2 separate regions of the Mus musculus genome follow, and region 2 is linked to region 1. The links are chromatin loops, found by intact Hi-C in ENCODE. Cell type or tissue: gastrocnemius. All regions are shown on one strand. Links, peaks and the distances in the headings refer to the core of each region. The heading gives the core; the rest is flanking DNA.

Region 1 (8,340 bases), core at 119-8,118:
ATTATATAAATGTACCGCATTTTCTGTATCCATTCTTCTGTTGAGGGACAACATATGGGTTCTTTCCAGCTTCTGGCTATTATAAATAAGGCTGCTGCTATGAACATAGTGGAGCATGTGTTCTTATTACCAGTTGGAACTTCTTCTGGGTATATGCCCAGGAGAGGTATTGCTGGATCCTCCAGTAGTACTATGTCCAATTTTCTGAGGAACCTCCAGATTGACTTCCAGAGTGGTTGTACAAGCTTGCAATCCCACCAGCAATGGAGGAGTGTTCCTCTTTCTCCACATCCTCGCCAGCATCTGTTGTCACCTGAATTTTTGATTTTAGCCATTCTGACTGGTGTGAGGTGGAATCTCAAGGTTGTTTTGATTTGCACTTGACAGGAAGGTTTTGTAATCTCACTGTGGCCTATTTATTCTTTGACTCAAGTCTCCTAAGATTTGTTACTTGGTTTCTAAACACATCATTTGAGCAACCAAGTAAAAAAAGAACAGAAATCCTCTAAAGGGCAAGCCCTATCCTGACTACTAATCACTTGCCTAAATGTTCATGAATCCTTTCCCTTAAACTCAAATTATGCTTGTATCAGTCTTTACTTGGGACTATTAAATCTGACCCCACCCTTTATGAGGCAGGAGTCTCACTACATTGCTGAAGCTGGCCTCAAATTCAAGATTCTCCTGTGTCAACTTCCAGAGTAGCTAGCTATAGCATCTGCAGGCACAGCTACCATCCTGGGCTCCTAGCTATCTTTCTGAACCTTTTAGTTACTCCAGTTAGTCTTTGCTATTTATAAATAAACCTGCTACTGCTTGAATTGCTCCTATCAGTTAAGGTGTATACCATCAGGTCTTAGAAATAACACTTCCCTTTAGAAAAGATTAGCACTGTTCTTCTAAGATCACAGACTGAGAATCTGATTTCAAAATCTTTGTTTATCTACTCCATATTTTCACATTTCCTTCCGGGGAGCTCATTAATTTCTGAAGACAAGTCACATTCTCCACGTTGAGGATGTTTGCATTAAGTAGCAACAACAAATATATTAAGCCCATGGATGTTTCTAATGATGATGAGCTAAGCAGCACTGTAAATGTTTAATAAATATATTCAAAGCAATACTAGTTACGTGGAGTTTAGAAGTCAAAACAACAGCAAGCCTCTCTTAAGAATAAAGTGAGTTGTGTATGCTATAACTCAGTGTCCGAGTGCTTACCTAGCATGCGTCTAATATCCAGCATTTCAAGAGTCAGAGAGATGAGAGATGGGAGAGGGAAAAAGGGAGAGAGATCCTAAAAATTAGGGCCAGGCATGGCACCACACCCCTTTAATCCCAGCACTCATGAGGGAGAGGCAGGAGAATCTCTGAGTTCAAAGACTAATAATAGCAGTTCTAATAGCAGGTCTAATAGCAGTTCCAGGGCAAACAAGGCTACATGACGAGACCCTGTCTCAAAATAAACAAATCCTAAAGTTTGCCTTGCTAGTGGCACCTACTACCCAGGAGCCTAAGGCAAGAAGACTGTGAATTTGGGCTCAGGTTGGAATATGTAGCTAGGCACTCTCTCTTTAAAGAAATAAAATAGGAAGAGATTATTCCAAAAAATTGCTTAAAAGTTTATCATCCTACCTTAGCATCACTCAGCAAAGATCTTTACTATGGATCTCAAAAGTGACCCTGCAGTTACTAACACAAAATACCATTTTTATAGTGATTTAAAAAGCTGGATGGGGATCTTAAGGAGTTTCTGTCACTTATTAGTGTGGCTTTGAGCTCCAGTCTCATTACTGTAAACACAACAAAGTAATTCACAGGACTCCCGTGATGGCTAAGTGAGATAACACACATTAAACTCAGCACAGTGACAAGCGGGCCATAGGTGGCAGCTGTTAGCTATTATTAAATTCAGTTAGCTCACTTTTGTTGCAGGGATTTACAGTTTTGCAAAGTGTTAACTAACTATATGATCTCTTCGGAGCTACTAAGGATCTACCAGCACAATACAATCTACCACTGAGACACAGAACAGGGGGAAAGGGCGAGAGATCTGTTGTATTGAATTCACATTTTACAGTGGAAGAAAACAAAGTCAAATGATTCTCCCAAGGACATTAATAAGTAGGAAAAGGTATCTAGACCTTTTGATCCCACTAGTATTAAAAATACTCCTCTCTCAAGTTTAACAACATTTAAGTTCTGGAGCTGGGACCATACAAATAGGACCACAGAGCATTTGTTCTTTTTGGCTTACTTCACTTAGTACAATGTCTTCAAAGTTCATCATGTTCTAGCATATGTCAAAATTTCCTTTTTTAAAAAAGACAGTATTTTTAAGATTTGTTTTTAGTATTTTTATTTATTATTTTAAATTATCTGTGTTTGTGTAGGTATGTGCAGATGCTAGAGGCCTTGGATCTCCTGAAGCTGGAGTTACAGGTGGTAGTGAGGAACCTGAAGCAAGTGTGGGAACTTGTCTTCCCCAAGCCAGACTCCTCACTGATGACTGTGGAATCATGGCTCCAGCTCCAGGATATTCTTTTAAGAAGTGGAATAACGTTGCAGTGTATGCATTTAGTGTATGCATTTTGCTCACCCATTGACTGTTCAGGGGTGGGTCTTACACTGCCCCCTTTCCTGAAGTACTGATAAAACTATTCATTTGAGCGTGGTTATTAAATTTTAGACTATTCACTCCTTTCCTCCTCTTCCAGTCCATCTCCTCTCACCTCTTTAGAGTTAGGTAGTCTAGTGTGCAGACTTTAGCGAACTGGGCAGTAAAGCCATTCCCCCCCTTTTGCTATCTTTCTCAGGAGTTCCACTATGATCGACATAAAGGAAAAGTATGAACCTCAAATCCGTTTAATTTCAATTGGCAGGATAAAACAGTTTATCAATAACTAAAATAGTAAATTAGGAATGAATGTATCTACAAATCACTTTATATGCTATCTGTGCTTTTAATAAGCAATAATGAAAAGTTTTTGCTGGACATTAAATGGAGAGGGTTGGTAGCAACCCTGTTTGGGGCTGGCCTAGGGAAATCTCAGCAGGCGATTCCTCTGAAGACAATTTAGAAGGAACTCAAACACACTAACTAAAACTGCTACCATCTTAAGCAACCTTAAAGCTCTCCTCTGAATTAAAGACAGAGTTTGAATTGGTGGAGTTCCTCTACTTTCGACTTTATAACTGTGAGGTGAGATTAACCACAAGCTTCAGCACACAGCTCTTACAAGCAGGCAAACCACAACGGAAAGGAGTAACAGCCTGACTTCAAAAACAATGACGATTTAAAGATGCGTGTAAATCCTGCACTTGAGTGATTCAAAGAGTACAGGAAGGCTTGTGTTTTATGTACTAGTCAGGAAAAGAAAACTACTGAAATCTAATTTTCTGAAATAACTTCGGACTACAGCAGCATGAACCTCTTTGTGTGAGCCATAACAGAAACGTATAGTCAAATGCAAACTTAAATAAGACTCACTACCACAATAAGTTGGTTTCCAGCAGGATCCACGGGACCCTTGAAACATTTCTGCCGCTATTCTGATTCTATCAACCATTCTCCCCAGTCTCGCGTGCTACAAAGTTCAGCAGTCACTCAGTCACCATAGACGGCTAAGAGGTTAATCCATTTTTAGACTCCTTCAAGGTTCACCGGTATTCTTCCAAAAGATTTATCTGTTCACTAGGTTCCGGGACACTCATTGCCTCCATGAATCGCCCAACACCTCCACCCCACCATCCAGACCAGATGCATCTAGACCTCGCAGCAAGCATGCTGCGCTTTCGCCCTCGCTCGCTAATTCGCGCCCCAGAATGTCTGGAAAAGCCGCTTGGAAAAGCAAACTTTCTGAGCATTTGCAGAGGCGGACTCACAGCTGGTTGATGGCGTTCTGCGAGATGACCGCATTGGCAGAGAAGTAGGGGATCATGTCGGGGCCACCGAGGCTGCAGGTGCTGGCAGGGAGCGCTTTCCTTTCGCCTGCCAAAGTGCTCAGGGTCATGAAGTCGACTCACACTGAATAGCTCCGCATCCTGGACCGGCGTTCGAATAACCCGGGCCCGAGACGCTGGTTCCCGGCGGCTGACCTGGGTCCGCCCGGGAGCTCCGAGGCAGCCGCCGAAGCCCCGGGGCTCCGCTGTGTAGTCTGGGCAGTCGGGCGCTGCCAGCAGCCCTCCCCCACCCGCGTCCGGGGCGGGGCGCCTGGGCGGGGCGGTCTAGAGCGTCCGGAGGGTGGGCCTCGCCGACGCTCCGCCCCAAGGCTCCTAGCGCCCGCGCGGATCCCTCAACGCTTACGGGCCTCCTGGGTAAGGGGGCTGCGGGAGACGATAGCCTGGGTGAAGGGAGAGTAATGGGCAGAGAAAATTTCTCTACTCCGAATGCTCAACTGAAAAGTACCGTATCTTAAACAGATCTATGCACTGTAGCCTCTTAACCAGCTCTATGCACTGTACTGCAAACAAACCAAGTTTATGAATGGTCTTCAAAGTTTTTAAAGGTCTCACAAGTTAAATATGTATCAATGGTTTTCTTGGGTCCTCAAGGTGGAACTAGAGAGATTATAGTGTGTGACAATGTGGACAAGAATCTTCTAACCCTTGTAAATAAATATAGAGGGTTCAACAGCCTTAGTTGTATGTACAATTTGTGAAGATTAAATATCCCAATGCCCAAACTACACATTGGACTAATTAAATTTTGATGCATTTGGAACGAGATCTAGATGTCGGTAGTTTTCGAAGATGGCCTGTGTTTCCATCTAAGGCGGCGTTTCCCATCAAAGGGCATTCTCTGATGCCTTACAAGGTTTAAGCCCTTCCCATGCTCCTTGCAATGGGCTGTACAGTGCCTTTCATCTGATCAGAACTAGCTCTGAAAAAGGAGCCTCTTTCTGTTTCAGGTCTTGGTTTACAGGGGCCAGTACACCGAAGCACCCTGCAACAACTCATCCTCCAGCTCCCCTCTCGCTCTTCCTTTCTTACACCAGGGCAAATACTTTAGGGACCACTGTTTTTTTTTTTTTTTTTTTTTTTTTTTTTTTTTAGTATTTCTGTGTGTGTGTGTGTGTGTGTGTGTGTGTGTATGAATGAATCCAAAAGCCAGAAATTAGTGAACTTTAAAAACAACTTTACTAACCAACTAGGTAAGACTTTCAATGTATTAGAATCAAGAAAAACTCAAATCTTTGTTTTATATGAAAGTACAGGGAAGTTTGACAATATTCAATATGCTGACAATGAACATAATCTAAACATAAAATTTTATGCCTAAAACTAGAATTACTTTTTTATTAGTTGTCCATAAAACTTCAAGCCATTACCAAGGTAATGCGGGGCTCAGAATACTGTGAAGCATACAAAAGGTGGTTTCTATAACTTCCTAGGGATCTGGCAGTAGGAAAGACCCATGTGGCAAGTGAAGAGTTAAGGGAAAGTCTGGATGTTAGTTTCATCATCTTCATCCATCTCTAGGAAGGAAATGTTTTAAAGATTTGTTCAAGCTGTGTCAGCAGGCACCCAAATGGCAGTGTAAGAAAAAAAAAAATCTGCTGATACACCCCAAAATAAATTGCTTAAAATATCTGGCAAACTTGCCAGTTTGAAACTTCTTTCAGGCTGTAATTTATTACAATCTCCTACTGTGATTAAAAAAAAAAGGCACTTTAGAACAGCATTAAGGTGAGCCCAGTTCCTTTCATGACACAGCAAGAGATGGGGATTTTTACTGAAGTCAGTATTAAATGATGTCATTTAGGAAAGATGATGGCATGGCAGTCATCTTTATCTGAAAAACAATTCAGCAGAAAATGTGTATTACTTGATCCAATCAAACTCATTACATTTAGAAATGCAAGGGATGAAGATTTCATAGATACAGATTTTGTAAATATGTATCCTTATGCCACACAAAAAGGTTCCTACAATGGTGCCCCAGAAGTGCACAGTCTTTTGGTTTTCCCTTAAAAGACCTTTGTCAGCCATTCAAGTAAGAAGACTTAAAATACCTCTAATCCCGTCCTTTTAAATTCTCCTTTTAAATAGTAACTAAGGCTTTGATAAGTCCCTTAATGTAAAATTATATAATAAGATCTTTAAGAATTTTTTTTCAGCCAGGTGGTGGTGGCACAGGCCTTTAATCTGAGCACTTGGGAGGCAGAGGCAGGTGGATCTCTGAGTTCGAAGCCAGCTTGGTCTACAAATCTAATTCCAGGACAGTCAAATCCCCAATTTTGTTTTGAGAGTTGAAAATCTTAGACAGACTATTCTCTTGTCAACTAAAGATTCTGAGGAGTCAGGTGTGGTGGTGCGTGCCCACTGTACTAACACCTGAAAGGCTGAAGCAGCAGGATCACAAGTTTAAGGCTAGCCTTCACGACACAGGCAGACTCGGGCAATGAGGTGGCTTAGTAAGTAAAGGTGCAAGCTTGCTGCTAAGCCTGACAACTTGAATTCACAGAGTGGGACTCACATAGTGGAAGAAGAGAAATGTCTTCCACAGGTTAGCCTCTAACCTCAGTACTGGCACTGTGGTGCTGTGGTATGCCCACACTTGTGTAACCACCCCCTATGCAGCCAATAAATAAGTATACTTTTAAAAGAAGCAAGCAAGCAAACAAACAAACAGACTAAAAAATTCTGAAACATGAAATATATTTAGTCCATTTAAGACAGACACCTAGTTCAAATCGACAGTGACCAGCCATTAAAGACTCTGGCTTTGGAATTAACAAACTGCATTGAGTATTAGCTTAATTTATTAAGTTGTTTTGAGGATTAATTAGAAAACAGTATCTATATTTAAAAAAATACTTAGCACAAAGATCTTCTCTTTGGCTTTAATGTTTGCCATATTAAGGTAAGGCTCAATACTGACCTTACATTTTCACTGAGAAAATATTGGAGATGGTTTTCTTTGTTTTTTTCCATAAGCGTTAAGGAGTGGTAATGACTCTGATATAAGAAGTTCTAGGGTGGGGCATGGTGTCATACATGTTTAATCCCAACACTCAGAAGGCTGAGACCAGAGAATATCTGTGAGTTTAAAGCCAGCCTGGTCTACATAGAAAGTTCTAGGCTAGCCCGGGCTACACGGTGAGACCCTGTCTTAAAAAAGTAAGATCCAGGCCCAATGAAATGGCTCAGTAGTTAAGGACAGCTGCTGCCAAGGCTCATGACCTGAGTTCAATCCTACATGGTAGAAGAAGAGATCTGATTCTTATAAATTGTCTCTGACCCCAGTTCATACACACATACAGGAAAAAAAAAAAGAAAGTTAATTCTTTTCAAGATATGTGGACAAAAGCACTGTTTGGATAGGACGACAAGTTTTTATTATCACAAACTTGACAGTCAGCTTCCAGTAATAGAAAGGGACTTGTATTTATTTCATTACCTAGAAGTTGATGAAATGAGTGAAAATTGAAATACATAAAAACATTATCATTTCATTTAGGAAGTTTTACTGTACAGTCTATAGTCATCTGATATCTGTAATATTTACTTCATGTTTCTACTTTTAAGCTTTCAAATAATAGCATTAACTTATGCAACTGTATTATTTAAGTACTTGGTCATAAGAAAAATGATTATACTAAGGACTTCCTTGTGTTTTGATGTTTCCTCTAAGGGTTTGATCTAGAGAAATAAATAGTAAATTAATCCCTTGAGTGTCAAAAAGAAGAAAACCAACACTTTAAACGTTACAAAACAAAAATCTTGTTACCCGGAGTAACACAACCTGATGTATCTTTTAATCTGCAAAATGCCAGGACAAAACTCTCAAGATAATCCCCCCAATTTCAGATTTATTGTGCAGACAGAGCTATCTTACTACACTAAGTCAAAGGCACTCTTCAGACAATACCGTACAGCACAATGTTAACAATAGCTCCGTAAAGCAGTCATGTTTTGTGAGTGTTTTGTTTTAAACACTTGAGTTGAACCATGCCACTGAGCTTTTATAATCATTTGCATAGAATTTCACACACAAGAGCAATGTGGAACCCTGAGAAGATCTGCATCTCAACACCAGAGAAAGGCTCTCTAAAGCGTCCCTCCCACCTGGTCAGAGCCACCATATGCTCCTGCACAAGGACATGCTGCAGTCCTGCTTTCTTCAGGTTACAGAAGCCTGACACGTCTATTGTTTAGTAAAAATAATAGGCATTTATGGGATCACTTTTCACATTCAACACACTTCACAAAACATTAACTGTTTAGTTCCTGCTCTATTTCTTCATTCTGTTTTTTAAACCACTTAAAAGTCATAGTAACATATGGCAAGGATTCAGAAGCGGAAAAGAAAAGCCACTTTTCTCATCTCTGTCATGTC
Region 2 (8,340 bases), core at 26-8,025, 74 kb before region 1:
GCAACCACATGGTGGCTCACAACTACCAGTAAGAGATCTGACGTCCTCTTCTGGTGTGTCTGAAGTCAGCTGCAGTATACTTATTTATGTGTAATAATAAATAAATACTTTAAAAAAAAAGTTCATGGCTGAGGATGTAGTTCAACGATAGAACACATGCTTAACACGTGCAAGGATCAGGATTCGATCCTTAGCACTCTAAACAATAGCTAAGCAAATACAGCCCAACAGACTTTCTGTTACAAGAAGGTCCCATCTGCTCTGATGAATTGTATTAGATATATATATATTTTTGTTTTTGTTTTTTTTTTGAGACAGGGTTTCTCTGTGTAGCCCTGGCTGTCCTGGAACTCACTCTGTAGACCAGGCTGGCCTGGAAATCAGAAATCCCCCTGCCTCTGCCTCCCAAGTGCTGGGATTAAAGGCGTGTGCCACCACACCCGGCACCAGCCAGGCCGGCTCTTAATGGCCTAGGGAATGCGTTTTGGAAGTGGAACCTCAAAGTGGTAGATATATTGTATGAAACCACAAGCAACTGACATTTTTGACTCTGAAAACAGATGACATATTTAATAACCTAGAGGAAGAAAGCCTTGGTTTGTGGCATTTGCTAAATTTCTTGGTATAAATATTCCCACTACACTCAAGTTTTAATCCACATAAAAGTCCATTGAAAAGGGAACTGGGAAGGTATGAGCAGCAGCAAAACATTCTGTAGCATCCCTGCCATACGTCCATGTAAACAGCACTAACAGCACAAATGACGACTGTTAGTAACATCAGGTAGTGAGATGATTAGAAACCAGCAAGGCTTGAGTACACAGAGCCTATGCTTTTAATGAGTTACATGACACGTTTTTTCGATTTATTTATTTTATTTACATGAGTGTTTTGTCTGCCTGATCTCCTGTGTACCAGATGAATGCTTGGTAACTGCAGAGGCCAGGAGGGGGCTTCAGATCCCCAGGACCTAGAGTTACAGATGGTTCTGAGCCATGTGGGTGCTGGGATTTGAATCTAGTTCCTTTGCACAAATAGTAAGTACTCTTAACCACTGAGCCATTTTTCCAGTCCAGTTATATTTGTTTAAATATAGTAAAGTAACAATTTCTTTCCTTCCCATCTTGAGTCCAAAGCTAGTTTCAAAATACCAGTTGAAGTGGTTTTAAAACTTACCAGGAATACATGCTCAAATATCTGTGTGGGACTGTCCATCTGACCAAGGATCACGATCATTTCATTATCTATGAATTCCTTAAATTCTCGCAAGTTGCACACCATCTGCATCTCCAGCTCCGTGCGTATCTGAAACAGAGGTGATGTGCTGTATTCATCTCTGTAAGGCTCCTCTGTGTTTTCAATACCAGTTTAGCTCCCTATCTACTGTTATCCCACTTCTGGCTTTGGAACAGCGAGGACTCAGAGTTGCTTACCTCTTTGGAGGTGATATTCTCCAAATCCTTTTGCATCATGATCTCCCTTAATTTAGTCTTAATAAGCCTTTCTGTTCGCTCACGTTCAGTTGGTCTGAGAATAAACAAGTAGTGATTTTTTTTTTTGTAAACAACTTAATCAGAGCAATGAATTCACCATTGGATTATGTTTCCAAACTATTTCTCTTACTCTTATTTATACTGCAGAAACAAATGAAAATTGCAGGCGAATACATAGTGAGTTTCAAGGCAATGTGGGTATTACATAATGAGACAATTCCTAAAACAAAACCAAAAACCAAAGCTAACAATAAGAACACACTCCCAAACCAAACCAACGAACATTAAAAAAAAAAAAAACCCATATAGAATATAAACATGCAAAAATTACTTGAACAGGTTCTATATGTTTTTTTAAAATGTCAACTCTTTTTTAAAAATATTTATTTATTTATTATATGTAAGTACACTGTAGCTGTCCTCAGACACTCCAGAAGAGGGAGTCAGTTCTTGTTATGGATGGTTGTGAGCCACCATGTGGTTGCTGGGATTTGAACTCCTGACCTTCGGAAGAGCAGTCGGGTGCTCTTACCCACTGACCCATCTCACCAGCCCTCTATATGTTAAAACATCTTTGAATACATCATAAATATACAGATTTATGAAGAAGCAAAGATGAGCTGCGTGTATCAAGTGGTCTCATGTTCCTGTCAAGGGCCTTTGGATAGCATTACTTAGTGAGCTAGAATACCAATCTGGGTAGCCTAGTGGTGTGACTCAATAGAACCAGACCTTAAAACGCCATTCTGATGATCTGTTCTGATTATTCATGGCTGTGGGCCTATAAGCTGGGAAAGAAGGAGAGCGGATCCATCTCCCTCCAACAAGGCAAATTTTATTGCAAAATGGGTTGTAGGGGGTCAGCTATTTGGATGGAATAGTTTCATCCAAAACACTTTCCTTTTCATGGCAACTCTCAGAATAGCTCTGTGAAAATTTTTATGTTTTTGGAGACAAGGTCTTGCCATGTAGTCCAGGCTGGCCTAGAACTTTCAATCCTCCTGCTTCAGTTTTCCAAGTAATGGGATTATAAATGTGTATCACTGCCCTTTCCTTCCTGCTCATTTCTGTAAAGTTTTTATATTAACAATATTATTTTATAGTTAAGGAGACAAATGCTAAAAGATACACTGGTAATCATATACATTATCAGGGAAATCAGATCACTCAGCCTAACCTAGCTCTCTCGCTAAAGCATTGTGCTGTTTTCTAGCCTTCTGACTCTAAATAAAATTACTCAAGGCCAGATGTGGTAGCACATGCTTTAGTCCCAGCACACTGAGTTCGAGGCTAACCTGGTCTACAATGCAACATACGTCTAGGACAGCCAGTGCTACACAGTAAGACCCTGCCTCAAAACAAACAAGCAAATAAACAAAATAAAATAAATCTATTCTTGGAACTTTACTATGAAATCAGCCTAGGCGGCAGACTCTTCACTACCAGAAAAGCATTGGTTCTCTCTAGAGGCACAGTTTCATTATGGAGAACTTGAGTACTTTCTATCCCATCTTTGTTCCTACCTACTCGAGAAAGGTATCTGTTCTGTATTTCCTTATTTAGAAATGGACATGGCCTAAGCCTTCAGGCATCCTGCCTGTTCCTGCTGCTTACAGCCTTATCACTGCCCGCAAAAATAGCCTTGGTAATCTCCAAGGCTGCAGGCTGCACTCCACACCCTCAGGGCTCCACATTGCTTAGGCACTCAGCTTCTCATGAAGCACACAGCACACAGCACACAGCACACTGCTAACACTCGCTTGTTCACAGCAAGGCATTTCTGTTGTGACTAAGAGGACAATTCTTATCTAGGCTAATATGGGAGCAAATGTGTAAGGACAGTCTTCCACTGAAAAGACGTGTTGATAAAAGCAGATTTTAGCAGCTGTGTGCATGCATGGGTTTGATTTCTTAGTTCAGCAGTTTTTCTCTGAGTCCTTTACAATGATGTGACCTTGAACAAGGTCTTTCTCCTCTCTAAGCCTAGTATGATATTAGGTGTACACTGGGGAACTCCATGTGGACATGCCCCTCTTGGATTACAAATACAAACTGTTCACAGTAAACACTGTAAATACATTTTGCCTCACATTTTCTTGTATTTTCACTATCCTTTTATAAGCTTTTAAAGTTAATTTGGGTAGGAAGAGGACACAGAAAGGCATTATAGCCCACAAACACATTCCCCTCTTTGATGCTACTGGAACAAATGTGAAAATACAGAGAAAACAAAACTAACTAAAAAAATCACTCTATCCAGATATATCCATGTCCTAGTTAGGGCTACTATTGCTGTGATGAAACACCATGACCAAGAGTTGGGGAGGAAAAGGGTTCATTTGGCTTACACTTCCACATGGTAGTCCTTCATTAAAAGAAACCAGGACAGGAACTAAAACATAGCAGGAACTTGGAGGCAGGAGCTGATGCAGAGGCCATGCTTACTGTCTTCCCTCTGATGGCTTGCTCAGCCTGGTGTTTTACAGAACCCAGAACCTCCAGCCCAGGGATGGCACCACCCATGAAGGGCTGGGCCCGCTCCCATCAATCACTACTGAAGAAAATGTCCTACAGGTTTTCCTTCAGGCTGATCTTATGGAGGCATTTTCTCAATCAAAGTTCTTTCCTTTTGACAACTCTTTGTGTCAAGTTGACATAAAAGTAGTCTGCGCATCATCACTGATACTCTGGTCTACAGTGTCCATGAAGTCATTTTCTACAAAGATAATTTATTAATACATCTTAAAACTAAGAACTAAAATTCAGTAAGTAAATTTACTGGGTGACAGGCTCTCTCACTGTTTTGTTTGTTTTTGCTTAGGAATGTCAAGCAATCCCTTCTGTGCCACAGATCCAACGTCTTCTCAAACAAAAGATAACTCGGGAAGGAAAACATTAGTTTACTGACTTGAAACATTTATTCTCTATTTTGAGATGGGGTTGGTTCTACTCTATGTAGTCCAGGCTGTCCTAGAACTTGAAACCCTTCTGCCTCAGTCTCCCAAGTGTACTGTGTGCTACTATCCCCTGTATTGAGCGAGATGGAACATCCATTTCTCCAAAACCCACTAACCAGCTTCACAACATGAAACCATGAAGATCCCTTTCCACAGATTCCTATCTCGTTGGTTACTATGATATCTTGAAAGGACTCGGTCTCCTGGAAAGACGGCTCTAGAATCAACAACTCCCTGTTTTTGTTTTTAAATCAAATAATGTTTTGATTACTTTTTGGCCTAAAATAAAACCACAATTCAATAGAAATAAATTTAACCCAGATATTCCTTTAAAGGGATTGGAAACATCTTTCTTTCCTGAGACAGGGTTTCACTATGTACCTCTGAATGGCTTAGGACTCGCTCTGTAGACCAGGCTGACCTTGAACTCAGATCCCCTTGCCTCTGCTTCCTTAGTGTTGGGATTAAAAGCGTGGACCTCGGGGGGGAGGGCCTGGGGGACTTCTGGGATAGCATTGGAAATGTAAATGAGGAAAATACCTAATAAAAAAAAAGTGTGGACCTCCAGTCCCGAAGAGTATGAACAGCCTTGGTTGCAACAGAATTTGATAAAAGATAAGACATCAACTATTGTTACTGGGGATTTCATCTAAAGGAACAGTGTTCTCCTTTGAAAGTCAGCTTAATTTCTTAAGTAACCCTTCAAAAGCATCTTGCTGTTAACTTATCTAATGATCCTTTTATAGCCAATTCCTCCAAATTCAAATTTCAAATTAGTGGAATCTGATTTTTATAGCATTACATTCTTGATATGGTTAGTCCATTGTGCCCAGGAATGAAATTCCTCAGGCCTTTGCAGGTGATAGAAGGCTATTCTTCATGTATGACATATGTGGTGTAGGGTTAGTTCCTGAGGAATTTGCTGTTTAGGACATGTGCTTCCACAGTCCTCAGCAAGCCAACTTACATGTCTGTGAAGAGGGCTGGAGAGTCAGGCCGATGAGACTGCACATCCTGCATAGCATTCCACTCATTGACTGAGGACTGATCTGAGTTGATATGGCTCTCGTAATAACTCACCCAAGTGAGAAAAAGGCTGCCTGGATAGTAGTTATGCATTCTGGCCACTTCACAAGCCTTGTGCAAACTCTGTAGTGCAGACCTGAAAGATAAGCCTAAAATGAGCACTGTAGAATTATGGGGTACCAAAGGATAAAAATCACTTCTATCTCAAACTTGTCTACTTTTAAAATTTTACAGAGTATCATTTTCTGGAGAATTTCCTCCCTCCACAGGAGTCAAGAGTCTCTGATCTTGCTTGAATTCTCAAGGCAAGGAGCTGGGGGAGGGGGAGAGAACTGACAACTAACTCCCCAGTGAAAAACAGGTCCAGGACCTATGGCCTCATATACTTGGATTCATGTTGTGACTGTCATTAGCAAACAAAAAAATCTCAACAATTAACTATTTAAAATTTGTTTCTCTTTGGCACAGAATCATGGGATAACTTACTCTCTATGATTCTTATGGGCTCCACAGAGGCCAATGCCCCTAAGCCACAGGGATATGTGCTTTGATGTTCAGGGAGTACTCATCTAATGGCATTTACCATTCTTGCTATCTTAGTCTCCTGGTTCTTTAGACCATTTATTCATTCACACGACTTGCCTTCTAAGAATAGCTCTGGCTACATACACTGAAACTAAATTAAACCTCCTGACTCTGAACTCAGAAATCCAAGAAGGGTAAACAAAACTAAAAACTATCTTTTTTCTATTTACCTACACTAAAGCCAGAAATGCTAGAAAGTAAACAAGACACACAAAAGAAATGCTAGGAAGTAACTTACACAAAACCTAGGACCTTCTACATTTTGTTTATTGGTCTATCTCCAGTGCTTAAAAATAAAACCTAGCTTATAGCAGAAGCTCAAATAAATGTCTTAATTGGCTATAAACTGATGTTTTTCTCTTAAAGGAAAAGGAAGTGCAAGAGAATTCTATGACCATTCTCTTACATATTTTCTTTATAACACTTATTTATTTATTTTACTATTTTATGTGAGTAATTTGACTGCATGTATGTCTGTGCACCATGTGTGCCTGATGAAGTCAGAAGGAGATGAAGGATCCCTTGGAACTATAGTTACAGAGGATTATGAGCCACTGTTTGAGAGCTGGAAATTAAATTTAGGGAGTTTGCAAGAGCAATACGTATTTTTAACTTTTGAGTTTAACAATGTATAACACCTATAAAATTAAAAAAATTGATATATGATTTGATACACATGCCACAGTAGCACACATTGGGGTCCAGAGGTGAATTTCTGGGTGTTAGCTCCCTCCTCAACCAAGAGTATCCTAAGATTACACACAGGTTGTCAGTCTGGCCAGGGATTTTACCTGCTAAGCCATTTCAAAGATCTTACATATTTTTAAAAAATACCTTTTAATCCCCCCACTTTTTTTTTTTTTTGAGACAGTGTTTCTCTGTGTAGCCCTGGCTATCCTCGAACTCAGAAATCCCCCTGCCTCTGCCTCCCAAGTGCTGGGATTAAAGGCGTGCACCACCACGCCTGGCCAACTAAAAAGGATTTTAAAAACATAACCTGTGGTTTTATTTCTGAAGTGTGTATGTGTGGTATATGCATGTGTACACATTTGTGTGTATGTGTGTGCATCTGTGTACTTGTGCATGTGTGCTCCTGCATGTGGAGCCACTGTTGGGTACCTCCTCAGTCCCATTTCTTTGAGACAGAGTTTCTTACTGAGCCTGGAGCTCATCAATTTGGTGAGGCTAGTAGGGTGATTAGATTCAGATTTGTCTGGCTCTATTCTGTTGTGTGTGTGTGTGTGTGTGTTTTAAAGTAGATATTTTGGATTGAATAAGTCTCTATGCTTGTGCAGCAAACATTTACCTGACATCTGTCAGTCCCCTAAGATGTTTTCTATTACTCAAAATAGGCAAATGCTCAGAAAAATTCAATTGCACTCCAGAGATTCCAGGCATACTCTCTTCATTTGGAAATTCACTCTTTACAATCATACCTTATAGACCTGCTGCAGCTATAATATACTCAGTGTTAGTTGCTCCAGATACAATGGCTACATATAGAAACGGGAGACTATAGTACATATAGAAACGGGAGACTATAGTACTCTTTGTCTGGTTAAGGAAGCACCTGGTCAAAATACTGCTTTGATTCATCGCTAATATTTTTCTTATATGACTTTCAGTTCAATATTCCTCAAAAAAGTTAACAGAACAATTACTAGTCAACATCAATTCTTGATCTGCGGTTATTACTTGAATTAAGGCTGCTTTGTCTTCCTCTTCAAAATATATCTGAAAAGCACTGTCATTCTACTCTATGCATGGGAATAGATAGGCTAACTGCTTCTGAGTATTAGTCAAAGGGGATCATTAAGTTTTCCATAAAAATTCACCTGTGAACTATGCTGTGAACTATCTATAAATGTGGTATAAACACATCTAAAACTGTCCCACCTCAGTTACTTCATGAAATATTAAGAAAGGTAATTGTTCAGTGACAATGAGGATTCACTTCTGTTATGTAGGTTTAGATTATTTCCTGGATTATTCACTCTTGCTTTGCTTGCCTTCTATGTATCCGGGGCTTCTATCATAGAACAGGCACTAGAATGTGAAGCAGAAATTTATTTGTTGTGTATGTGTGGTATGAGTGTTTGTGCATTGCAGATTTGTGTGTACATGTGTATATGTGTGCTCAGGTAGGCCAGATGTCAATGTTGTGTGTCTTCCTCTATTGATGTCTACCTAATTAATGGCCATAGCATCTCATTGAACCCGGAGCTAGACTTGGCTAGACTGGTGAGCTATCCAACTCTGGGGATTTGCCTGTCTGGCAT

Evidence for each region. Peaks named below come from ENCODE experiments on the same cell type or tissue, not always from the same donor. Only the 100,000 strongest peaks of a DNase experiment are listed, where the experiment ranks them.
Region 2: it touches region 1 in a loop (2.2-fold over the local background); 3 of 42 quality-filtered maps call a loop at or near these places.

Annotation. Positions count from the first base shown.
Region 1 is chr11:77,344,098-77,352,437 of GRCm38, reverse strand. The region is part of intron 2 of Ssh2 (slingshot protein phosphatase 2); the gene reads right to left. Among named protein-coding and RNA genes, the nearest start is that of Gm24989, 100 kb to the right of the region's middle. In gastrocnemius, for the core only: no CTCF peak of the experiment used is centred there; a DNase peak (open chromatin) is centred at 4,191; H3K4me3 peaks cover 4,599 bases; H3K27ac peaks cover 4,528 bases.
Region 2 is chr11:77,418,488-77,426,827 of GRCm38, reverse strand. Ssh2 (slingshot protein phosphatase 2) reads right to left here. Exons shown (of 15, transcript NM_177710.4): 8 at 5,418-5,612; 9 at 1,434-1,527; 10 at 1,177-1,305. Among named protein-coding and RNA genes, the nearest start is that of Coro6, 41 kb to the left of the region's middle. RefSeq lists an enhancer at 2,387-4,359. In gastrocnemius, for the core only: no CTCF peak of the experiment used is centred there; no DNase peak of the experiment used is centred there; H3K27ac peaks cover 5,660 bases.